Regions from separate parts of the Mus musculus genome. Here region 1 is linked to region 2. The links are chromatin loops, found by intact Hi-C in ENCODE. Cell type or tissue: left cerebral cortex. All regions are shown on one strand. Links, peaks and the distances in the headings refer to the core of each region. The heading gives the core; the rest is flanking DNA.

Region 1 (5,352 bases), core at 202-5,201, 470 kb after region 2:
TCTAGATTCTATCAGCTTCTAGTCTTTCCGCCTCAAGCCCCGCCTTCAAGCCCCGTGGCCCCTCCCTGCAACTGCCAATCTTTATGGAGACTGACCCGCATGCCGCTACCAGGTAAAGGTGCAGAAACGCCAGTCCAATCCAGAAGCCTGACTGTGCTATTGGTCCCCGTTCCAGTGCTTAGCTGTGGCAGAATAGTAGCTGTTACGGGTTCGCTGCCAGCCACCCGCTCCAGGGCACCCACGTGGACTGGCTCCCGGGGATAGGGCACATCCAGGGCAGTGCTAGGCAGACCAAGCGTAGCTGCATTGGCTAGAAACGATACACAGATAAGACAAAGCGTAGATGATGAGCCTGGTGAGCTGGCCTCACTCCTGCCACGTATGCGTATAAAGGTGAAAAACAATTTTAGAAGGGTGAAAAGGCTGGGCGTGGTGGCACCGGCCTTTAACCCCAGCATTTGGGAGGCAGATTTAGGGGGAATCTCTTGAGTTTCAGGCCCGCCTGATGTACAAAGCAAGTTCAAGGACAGCCAGGGCTACACAGAGAAACCCTGCCTCAACAAAACAAAACAAAAAAACCAGTAACAGAGTGACAAGCAACGTCCTTACCCACCATCCACACCTTGAACAAGTGTGGACCCTCCAGACCCCTGAGCCTGACTTACTAGGAATAATGAAGGCGGTTGTAGGCAGCTGAGGGTGGGGACCTGCGCTGTCTCTGGCCACCAGGTGCACGTTGACCTCCCCTGTGGAAGACCCTTTCACTGTCCTTAGTATCTCCATGTCAGTGTGCCCCTCCATCCAGATGTGTCTACAAACCAAACACAGCCACCAGGGTGATGAGGACAGGGAGGGGGAGGGGCTTCTTGGAGGAGAAACTGGCCATTCTCAAGCCAGCAGCTTAGAAAGGTTTCATCTCTGAGTAGACGTTTTAGGACGCCAGCAGCAGTTGTGACTCCTGGCCTTTACCTAGGTTATTGCTAGAACTCTGGCCAGGTCCTGCATCCTCCCCTGCCTTTTATTTGTAAGGGTGGGCATAGTGGTATGTGTGAGGTACCCCTAACAGTGTGCACACTATGTGTATGGAAATGGATTATAGGATACATGACTCAGGCCAAGATCTGGCTTTGACCAATGACAAGGGCCAGGCTAAGTCCAAATTCACTTCTTTCTAGGTCCTCCACTTCCATTCCCTATCTTCGAGAACTCAGAGTCTTCACGAACCATCCAAACAGGATTGGTCTTTGTGGAAGGTGACATCTTCCCTGACCCTGCCCTTTTGCGTTTCCCCATACACCACTCCCTATAAGCCCAGGCACAGCCGTGGAGGATTCGGTTGAAAGGGGGTTTGTAAAGCCTCCACGGAAACATCTGTTAAACACATACACATACCTGAATAGCAGAAGGGTGGTATATGATACCTAGTCAACACAAGATCCAGAAGCCGGGGGCTTTAACTTACTAGCCAAGCATGAATCCCGTGTTCAAATCCAGCAGAGAGGTTGGGGGATGGATGGGGAGAAATGGAAGAGAAGAGAAGGAATTGTATTCTGTGGTGTGATTGCTACTCAGCGCCTCCTAGCAGCGCTTGGCAACGGCGTCTGGCATATATGATAAGGAAGGAGTAAGGCTTAGCTTAGGACGGAGTTTTTGAATTGGTCTCTCAGCGTCTCTACATTTACTTAATACCTGTGATTGCAGATAAGTAACTTTCCCACTCTGAGCCCCAGATTCTTAAGTGTAAAATAAAATAAAAATGATGATGGCACCTACCTCGGGGGGCTTTGGTAAATGCTGGATGTGACGTAGCGATACCAGAAGGTCTTCAACAAATAGGGATCCTCTCGCTCCCTTCAGACAGAAGCTCCAGGGAGCTTGGCAGCTTCCAGCCAGTAACATGGACCCTGCCTACTTGCAAAATCAGGTGCAATGGCTGCTGTTTCGTGCCCACCCTCCTTCCCTCCTGCTCGCCTTGTTTGTTCACTTATTTCCTAGGCTTTCCTCCCTAAAACACAGAATATGTTATAGATGTCTATCATTAAAAGTCTAAAGCTGTGGTATAAACAGGTAGACAGGGTCAAAAAAAAAAAAAAAAACGAGTGTTTAAAACTTGCAATCCAGAATCCCCCAAATTTCAGTCCCAATTATTTTGCTTTTCATGGCTGAAGAGTTTGTACCACTTAGAAATATTTACTCTGATTTTACGTGTATGGTTGCTTTTGCTGGAATGTTTGTGGGCACCACGTGTATGCAGTACCTGTTGATGCCACCAGAGGGCTTCTGATTCCCCCCCCCCCAAGCGGCACCCCCCCCCCAAGCAGCCCTGCCCCCCCCAACTGAAGTTCCAGATGATTGTCAGACACCATGTGAGTGCTGGGAACTGAACCTGGGTGGTAGGCAAGAGCAACGAGTGCTCTTAACCCTGCGCCATCTCCCCACCCCCACCTTTGCATCATATTTATTTATTTATTTATTTATTTATTTATTTATTTATTTTTGTAGTTTTTCGAGACAGGGTTTCTCTGCATAGCTCTGGCTGTCCTGGAACTCACTTTGTAGACCAGGCTGGCCTCGAACTCAGAAATCCCCCTGCCTCTGCCTCCTGAGTGCTGGGATTAAAGGTGTGTGCCACCACGCCCGGCTTACTTGGGGCTGGAGAGATGGCTCAGCAGTTAAGAGCACTGACTGCTCTTCTGGAGGTCCTGAGTTAAAATCCCAGCAACCACATGGTGGCTCACAACCATCTGTAATGGGATCTGATGTCCTCTTCTGGTGTGTCTGAAGACAGCTACAGTGTACTTACATTAAATAAATAAATAAATAAATAAATAAATAAACAAATAAATAAACAAACAGACAAATCTCTTGTTTCAAATACTGGAGAGATCAAGAAGAGTGGCTTATTCAAAAAACTTTGTTTCAAAAACCAGCCCCACGTAGCAGGTGTCTCAGAAGAAGCTGAAGATGGCCTTTCTAATCCAGCTAGATGCCTGGTCTCAGCAAGTCCAGGTCTCAACACTGCACTGCACTCTGGGGGCTATAGGTGCCACCAAGACAAGGGGCTCTCATGAGGCTTATACTTTAAAGATAAAGGATGAGGTTGGAGCTGGGACGGATTTGAAAGATGTTGTGTGACGATGGTATTTGAAACAGAGAAATGACTACAGGGAAAAGAGTGGAGCCTTGGAGAACCCAAACATGTTGGGAGGGCAAAGGGGACCCGTGTCAATGAGAGAAAAGCATTGAGTGAGACCCTTCTGGAACATAATGATAACTGTCAGCCATCAGCCTCAGGCTCTCTACAACTGGCCCGGGAAGTGTCTCTCAAGTGCTCTCTCCCTCGGTCAGCCATACATGATTAGTTCATAGAGGGCTAGAAAGACCCCATGCCTTTACCTTCATTTGAGGGCTCTCTTCCGGGCCATCTCAGGTTCAGGGCTTCCTGCTCCTCAGGCTGAGGCCTCTGCTGGGACTACGCCAGCATTTCAACATCTCTGCCCAATCTTGTTGGTTTCACAAGGCTACTCTCATAAACCTAGTCTATGATTCCAGGGAGTCCTACCTAAAACAAGAGTGGTTGCACACAGTAGATGCTCAATAAACTATTTCTGAATGTGTCCCTGCTGTTGTCACTTGCTGTCGAGTTTTTGATGGATAGACAGGCACACACACACACACACACACACACACACACACACACACACACACACACACCACACCAGAGTTTTTTGAGACCATAATACAAACAGCAGACATCCAATAAAAGCCCCGGTGGTAGGTGCTGGAGAAACAGGGCAGCTAGTGGTGGATGCACACAGCACACTTGGGGGTGGGGTGGGGAATTCCCCCAGCTCGCTCTCTGCCGCAGCTAGCCGGTAGAAGCAGTCCTGAGCGGCTGGAGTCTCCAAAACCACCACCCACCTCCTTGGGACTAATGCAGACAGTCGCGGGAGGGGCGGTCACTGATCTGTCCGCTCTGCAGAAGAGTTACTTTCTAACCGCTAAAATGGCGGAATTCTTTACATCACCCCCCACCCCCCCTTTATTTCCAAAAATTTTAAAATCCTGTTTTCTGCTAAAAATATTGAAGATCAATTACAGTGGAAAGTTTGCCAAATGGCCTATGGATAGCCCACACTCGCCCTCCACACCCTCTTATTAATGGAAACTCTTGATAGCATCTCTCTGCAAGGCCGAGGCTCTGCCCTCCCTACCGCTCTGGATGCAGAGAGTGTCAGTGGGCTCGCTCGCCAGCAGCCAGCAAGCCCCCACCTGCAGCGCCACAGCCCAGAGTCTGCAGAGCCACCTCCCCAGCCCACAGCCGGTGCCGCAGGAGCTGGAAAAGGACCTGGGGCGGTGCCTGCGGGACCCCAGGATTCGCCGTGAGGACCGGGATTGGGGTGTGGCGACCTGGGAGCGCCCAGCCAGAGACCACTGCCCCGTTCTTACCTGCATGGCTAGCGGTTGCCGCCCGCACCGAGCGACCGACCGTGGGAGCCTGGTGCGGCGCGCGCCTGCGCACACAGGGGGGCGGGCCTGTTCCCTGCAGAGCGGGCGCCGAGCTCCTTTGCTGGGGTGGGGGGTCTGCATGGCTATGGCCTCAGGTTGCAGCTTTTGCTTTCCGTCGGAGCCTGGGGGTGCAGGCTTAATTGCCTCTTCCCGTAAAACCCGCTTGCTGCGCTGGAGAAGTGGGTGGAGATTTTTATAGTATCCTGGGAACCACGGAGCCGGGAGAAGCAGGAAGCCTGATGGATCTCCTCCAGCTGGTCTGTACCCGGCAAGGCTGCAACCCTGCCTAAGTCGGGTTCCCCATTTGGAGAAGGGGACTTCAGGAGTTTCAGGGAACTCCTAGGATGGGTGAAGAGCACGCACAGCCAGAGCAAGGAAGCCATGGGCTTGGCTTGGCATCAAGCACCCCAGCCGCACCAGCCTTTGGATGACCTATTAGTTGACGATGTGCCCTGGAAACATCACTGTACCTTCTGCGCTTCCATTGAACATTGGAAGACTATTATGCCATATTCTAGAGTTCGAGAATGGTTCCTTTTGTGTCGATTTGAGCAAATGTGCTCAAAGCAAAAGGCTCCTCTTGTGCCTTCCATTTCCTTAATTGATCTGTCGCTACCAGACCGCTACTTTTATTGGTTCTAACTCTGGCACTGCTACTGCGTCTGTATCATCAGAGACCTGAGTAACTCAGGAGTTTAAGAGACCCTGCACTCTAGGAAGGAAGCCCACCACTTTTTAGTATCCCCGGTTCCGAGCAAAGTGGGTACTAATAAATGTCTTCTGATTGACTGATCCATGTGAAAGAGGTTAACTCTTAGCGCCCCAGTTCCCGCTTACACACTG
Region 2 (5,352 bases), core at 64-5,063:
ATATAATAAATAATAACTCTTTTTAAAAAAAGGCGACAGAGGATTTTAAAGGAAAAATGAAACAGTAAAAAAGAAATTAGGAGTGAAGGAGACTGCTGGAGTAGTCATGGAGACTCACCTGGGGAAAGGGTATGAGCAGAGACCTGAATGAAGAGGTGAGCTGTGGAGAAACAGTGTTCTAGTAGAGAACACAGCAAACCTGGGAAGTGTCTGGTAGTCAAGGCCACACAAGCAGAGGCTGCTGGAACCGAGACCCGGACCTAGGCAGATAACTTCAAGCTGACAGTGCTGTGGTCTGGCAGTGAGATGAGCGTCAGGTGTTAGAATGTGGAGGTTAAGAACAGTAACAGTCAGGAGGGAGATGGAGCCAGATTGCGTCTTCCTTTCCAGGCACCTCTTGGGTATGAAGTCATAGTCTCAGAAAGTGCCTAACTTTATGGAGGTGTGTTAACACAAAAAAGCTCCTTTTACTTTTTAGTACTTAATGTTTAAAATATGCATTGGTCATGGTGTCTGTTCACAGCAATAAACACCTAAGATGACAACTATCTGTAGAATGTGTAAAATCACAGGAATATTATGTTTGAAGATAGTAGAGTTATTACTGTTACTAGCATCTGTTACAACTGTTGTTAGCCATCAGAGAATTACAACAGGATTATTTTTTCACTGTGGGCCAGTTACTGTACAGAGAATTTGAAGGTTTTATTCAGGACCCATCACAAGCTTTATGTTCAACAGCCCTACACAGGTGCTTCTTAGCTTAGGAAAGGGTCACATCCTATTCAGCACATCACAAGTGGAAGCATCCTTAGTCTAAAACACACTTAATACAACACAGGGCACTAGGAACATCAGCTTGCCCTTGTGATCCTGTGGCTGAATGGGAAGATGCAGCAGCCCCTTCTGCGGGCCAGCATCCCCAAACTTATCACAGGGTGTATTTTAGCTTGAAAAACAAACAAACAAAAAAAAAAACAAAAAAACCGGGGCTGGCAACATGGCTCAGCGGTTAAGAGCACTGACTGCTCTTCCAAAGGTCCTGAGTTCAAATCCCAGCAACCACATGGTGGCTCACACCATGTGAGAGGGTGAGATCTGACACCCTCTTCTGGTGCATCTGAAGACAGCTACAGTGTACTAATGAATAATAATAAATAAATCTTAAAAAAAATTCAAAATCTGATGAAGTTCCCATCGAATGCAAAAGGCTTTCCCATGATTGCATTATAGAGCAGGATCAGGAAAAACAAAAAACAAACAAACAAACAAAAATAAGCAAGCAAGCCAAAGCCAAGCCAGCTGTCTGGAGACGGGGCTGTCTGTCCAGTGAAGTGTAGATTCCATTCTCTGTGGGTTGACTCTAGTTAAGCTGGACATGGCTATCCTCTCTAGCATCCACTTCTAGAAGAGGCCAGCTTGGGTTCAGGGGAAAACCCACTCTAAGGTTTAGGTGCCAGAACCAACTCTATTGAGGAAAATCGTCTTTCCACACAAGGGTCTGAAGTGGAACTCCAGAGTGGCAGGCGATGGGGAAACGTTTAAAATAGAACAGGCCCTGACAATGGCGGTAGGGGGAGGTCTTTCATAGCTCACCCTTGCCATATGGGTAACTTGTCAGATCACTAAAAACCAGAGACTAGCCGGGCAGTGGTGGTGCACGCCTTTAATCCCAGCACTTGGGAGGCAGAGGCAGGCGGTTCGAGGCCAGCCTGGTCTACAGAGTGAGTTCAAGGACAGCCAGGGCTACACAGAGAAACCTTGTCTCGAAAAAACCAAACAACAAAAAACAAAAAAAGCCAGAGACTGGTAAATTGCTTAATACCTTCTTGCAGAATTTAATATGTACGTGCATTACCCTGTATTTCCCACTTGATGCTCCCAAACCATCCTTGGAAAAACAAAAGCAAAATGCCTTCGCTGAAACCGTTTAATTTCCAGACGTTCAATTATCAAGAGATACTTCAAAATGAAGGCACGGGAGCCCGAGGCAGGGGAATCAACGCGATTTTCAGGCTGGTCTAACAAATGAGATCCTGCTTTTTTTTTTTTTTTTAAAGCAAAAACCACAAAACCTAAATAATTTCCATTCCAATTCCGGGCAGCATCCACCGCCTGGGCCTCGTCCAATTAATACCTTCTTGGCTTCTCTGCGGACCCAAAGAGACGACCCACGGCGAGGGTTGTGGACCGAGTGCAAGCGCCCTTGGTTGCATGTAAGAAACTCCGCCAAGCATTCCCGGAGGCATCAGCTGGCGCAAATACTCCCGCAGCCCACCGAATCCCGTTGGCTTGGGGACTTCAAGAGGACAAGAAGGAAGCAGGCTATGCCAGGGGAGCGGCAGCGGCTCGATAGCTGCAAGGCAAGCCGCCGCCTCACGTGACAGCGAAGAGGAAGTAGGCACGCCCAAAAGCCTGCCGGGAGCGAACCCAAGCCAGGGGGCGGAGGGAGCGAAAAGAATAACAGGAAATGACTTAAGACGCACGTGCTTCGGAGAGGGGTTGGAGCTGGGGCTTCGAGAGGCCGGGCTACCGCCGTACGCCTGCGTAGTTGCGGCGGGCCGAGCTGCCGAGTCACCGAGGTGGGAGGAGCGTGAACGGTGGGCAGGGCGCGAGCCGAGGTTGCGCAGGCGCAGTACAACTCTAGAGGCGCGGGCCACCCTATCGGTGGGGTTTGGATCCGGGTCAGACAGACGCGGCGGACGCGGAGAGACGCTCGGAGCCGACGGGGCCGGATTCCCGGGAGCGCCCCAGCTGCGAGGAGGTGAGTGGCCGGACGGGACGAGGAGGGCCGGGGACGTCGTGTCCGCCAGGCCTCCCACCCGCGGGAGGCGGAGTCCGGCCCTCCCGTCTGGTCGCGGCGTTTCCCTGCGCCGACTGCCCGGCCCGGCCCTCGGCTGCCGCGGCCTGGAGTGCCAAGTTGCGCGGCCTTCGCTTCCCGCCTTCCTGCGTTCCCGCGGTGTCCGGGCCGCGCCGGCCACAGCTTCCCCTTTCGCTCTCCTTGCCGCCCTTTGCCCCTTCCCGCCTTTTCCCGCCCTGCGAGTCGCACTCCTCTCCGCTTGCGTCCTGCGGCTTCTGCGCCGCAGCTTCACTCCTGCCTCCTCTCGGAGTCCGTGGTTGGCCGGGGCGGACAGGGTAAAAGCCGAGACAGCTCCCCGCTTGGGTGTCCCCGGGTTCTGACCTTTTCCCAGCCGACTCCGCTTAACCGTGATAGGCAGAAAGGAACGAACGTGTCGCTTTGCCTGTAGTCCTGTGATTTTGAGGGGTTGAGTGGGTGTGCCCAGAGAGGTGTGGATGTGTTCTCGTCCTAGGGACAGATTGATTCTATCCGGGCCGTTCTGGATAGGGTTGGTTAGTTTGTTGTTGTTGTTTTTCCTTTTCGGGACTCTGTAACTTTGAGAGGTTTGGGGAGATTTCTCCGCTTTAACTTTGTGAGGACGCGTGCAGATCTCATTTTCGTGCTGCTGAAAATGAGAAGTTCGACCGGAAACTTAAGGAGAGCTTAGTTTAAAGCTTCAGAGGTGTAAGCAAGACACTGCACACGGTATTGGTGGAAAGAAACTGGGATGTGATTTGACTTAAAACCACGAAAAGTAACTTCTTATGGGCCTTTTGCAAGTCTGAGGTCTTTGGGCATTCTTTGGAAGTAAGAGCAGTGAAGGGGTAATAGGAGAATTTCCCACAATGTAATGTAAATGAAGATAGGCAATCCACTCACCTGTTGTATAAAGCTGTTGGGTTGATGCTTCCATAATGGAAAGCTAGGAACTGGGAGGAGCATAACAACCCATTTGTAATTGCAAGCATGCTCTGATCTAGCCCCCTAGGTTAAGCCTAGGATACTCTTGCTCTGGCTTAAAGTAATTGAAGAAAAACATGAGCAGTCACAGTGGTGGACGTTTGAAAACAAGTTAGGCGATACTTTATTCTCAGAGTTTTTGGTTTGCAGCCAGATTTTTATTTTGGGCTGTTGGGGTTTTTAATGATATATCTGGGAGTGTCTCAACAAGAATGCTAAGTTTGTATTAACATCTAGGGTGGTCACCTGCCATACTATTAAGTCAGCACTGTGTAATTAGAAGTTGTGAGGCTTAGCTGGGAGGCTTCCTAGCCAAGTGTGAGTCCTGGAGGGTAGGAGTGAGATGCCCTCCCTACTGAAATGGGGTTCCTGGGACCCCTGTATTCAGTTCAGCCTCTGTTGTGGCATCCAAGGTAGAACTAGGAATCCTAGAAGTACTTGTGAAAGGAGTGGATCTCTGCCTGTGATGTTTACCAGTGTCCATGTGGCTTGGAGTGTACTTAAATGTTGACTGATTGCCACACAAGTCAGATTGAGAGAACTACTATAAACCTCACTATTAATTTTTTTTACTTGTATTATGTGTATGAGAGTGTTTTATATGAAGGGCAGAGTGCAACTTGGGAAGTTGTTTCCTCCTGTTACTCAAGTTCTAGGAAACAAGCTCAGGTGCTCAGGCTTAGTAGCCATTCACCCTTACTCTTTGAGCCATCTTTTCAGTCCTTACAAATTCAGCTTTCATGGAGTTGTGGTAGCAAAAAGAAATTGTTTACAGCCTGTGATAGATCTTTGGAGATGTGGGAGCTCCAGACACACCAGAACTTAACCTCTGCTTAGTATATAGAATATTGTGTGTTTGGAGGACTCCTACTCCTGTGAAGAATTAGATGAGTGAAACTTAGTCATGTGGATGAGGTTTCCTTGTGTTTGACCTGGTTAAATAAACCACGTGGGCTTGTTGTCTTCTGATATTGAAGTGAAACCTAGCTAAATTCTTTTTTTTTTTTTTTTTTTCTCTTCAAGACAGGGTTTCTCTGTGTAGCCCTGGCTGTCCTGGAACTCACTCTGTAGACCAGGTTGGCCTGAACTCAGAAATCCGCCTGCCTCTGCCTCCCAAGTGCTGCGATTATAGCCGTGCGCCACCACGCCTTGCTGGCTAAGTTCTTTTGCCGGTGAACATACACACAAATGTCAAACATTGTGACATCTTGACCTTTGGAATATTAGAGGTCTCATAATAACACAGAAAACTCTTCTGAGAAATAAGCTGATCTAGAATCAGTACCCAAAGATCCATAGAGAGGCACTGATCTCTTTGAGAGTGCCTGGGGGTGGGGGGTGGGGTGGGGTGGCTAGGGGGTACCAGGTTAAGTTTAAAGGTAAAATATATCTTTGGCTTAAAAAGTATATATTGTTTTCTAGGTTTTTTTTTCCTTCTCTCACTTTTTGGATATTGGCGTGTTTATTCAAGATTTAGTATTTTGGTAATTTTAAGATTGGATTTGAGAATTTGTGTTGTCTGAGTTAATGATCCCTTATCTCCTTCCTTTGTG

What was found. A loop is a pair of places that touch in the nucleus more often than their neighbours do. Peaks named below come from ENCODE experiments on the same cell type or tissue, not always from the same donor. Only the 100,000 strongest peaks of a DNase experiment are listed, where the experiment ranks them.
Region 1: it touches region 2 in a loop (2.8-fold over the local background); 8 of 42 quality-filtered maps call a loop at or near these places.

The regions. Positions count from the first base shown.
Region 1 is chr2:162,942,638-162,947,989 of GRCm38, reverse strand. It overlaps L3mbtl1 (L3MBTL1 histone methyl-lysine binding protein), which reads right to left and starts at 4,525. Exons shown (of 23, transcript NM_001081338.2): 1 at 4,450-4,525; 2 at 3,397-3,562; 3 at 666-811; 4 at 96-310. The coding sequence starts at 801. In left cerebral cortex, for the core only: a CTCF peak has its summit at 2,226 (motif pointing right); DNase peaks (open chromatin) are centred at 3,873, 4,554 and 4,685; H3K4me3 peaks cover 1,336 bases; H3K27ac peaks cover 1,065 bases.
Region 2 is chr2:163,416,824-163,422,175 of GRCm38, reverse strand. Oser1 (oxidative stress responsive serine rich 1) reads left to right here and starts at 2,706. Exons shown (of 4, transcript NM_025699.2): 1 at 2,706-2,764. It overlaps 2900093K20Rik (RIKEN cDNA 2900093K20 gene), which reads right to left and starts at 2,405. Exons shown (of 1, transcript NR_151490.1): 1 at 1,815-2,405. In left cerebral cortex, for the core only: a CTCF peak has its summit at 2,661; DNase peaks (open chromatin) are centred at 1,555, 2,529 and 3,229; H3K4me3 peaks cover 2,622 bases; H3K27ac peaks cover 1,301 bases.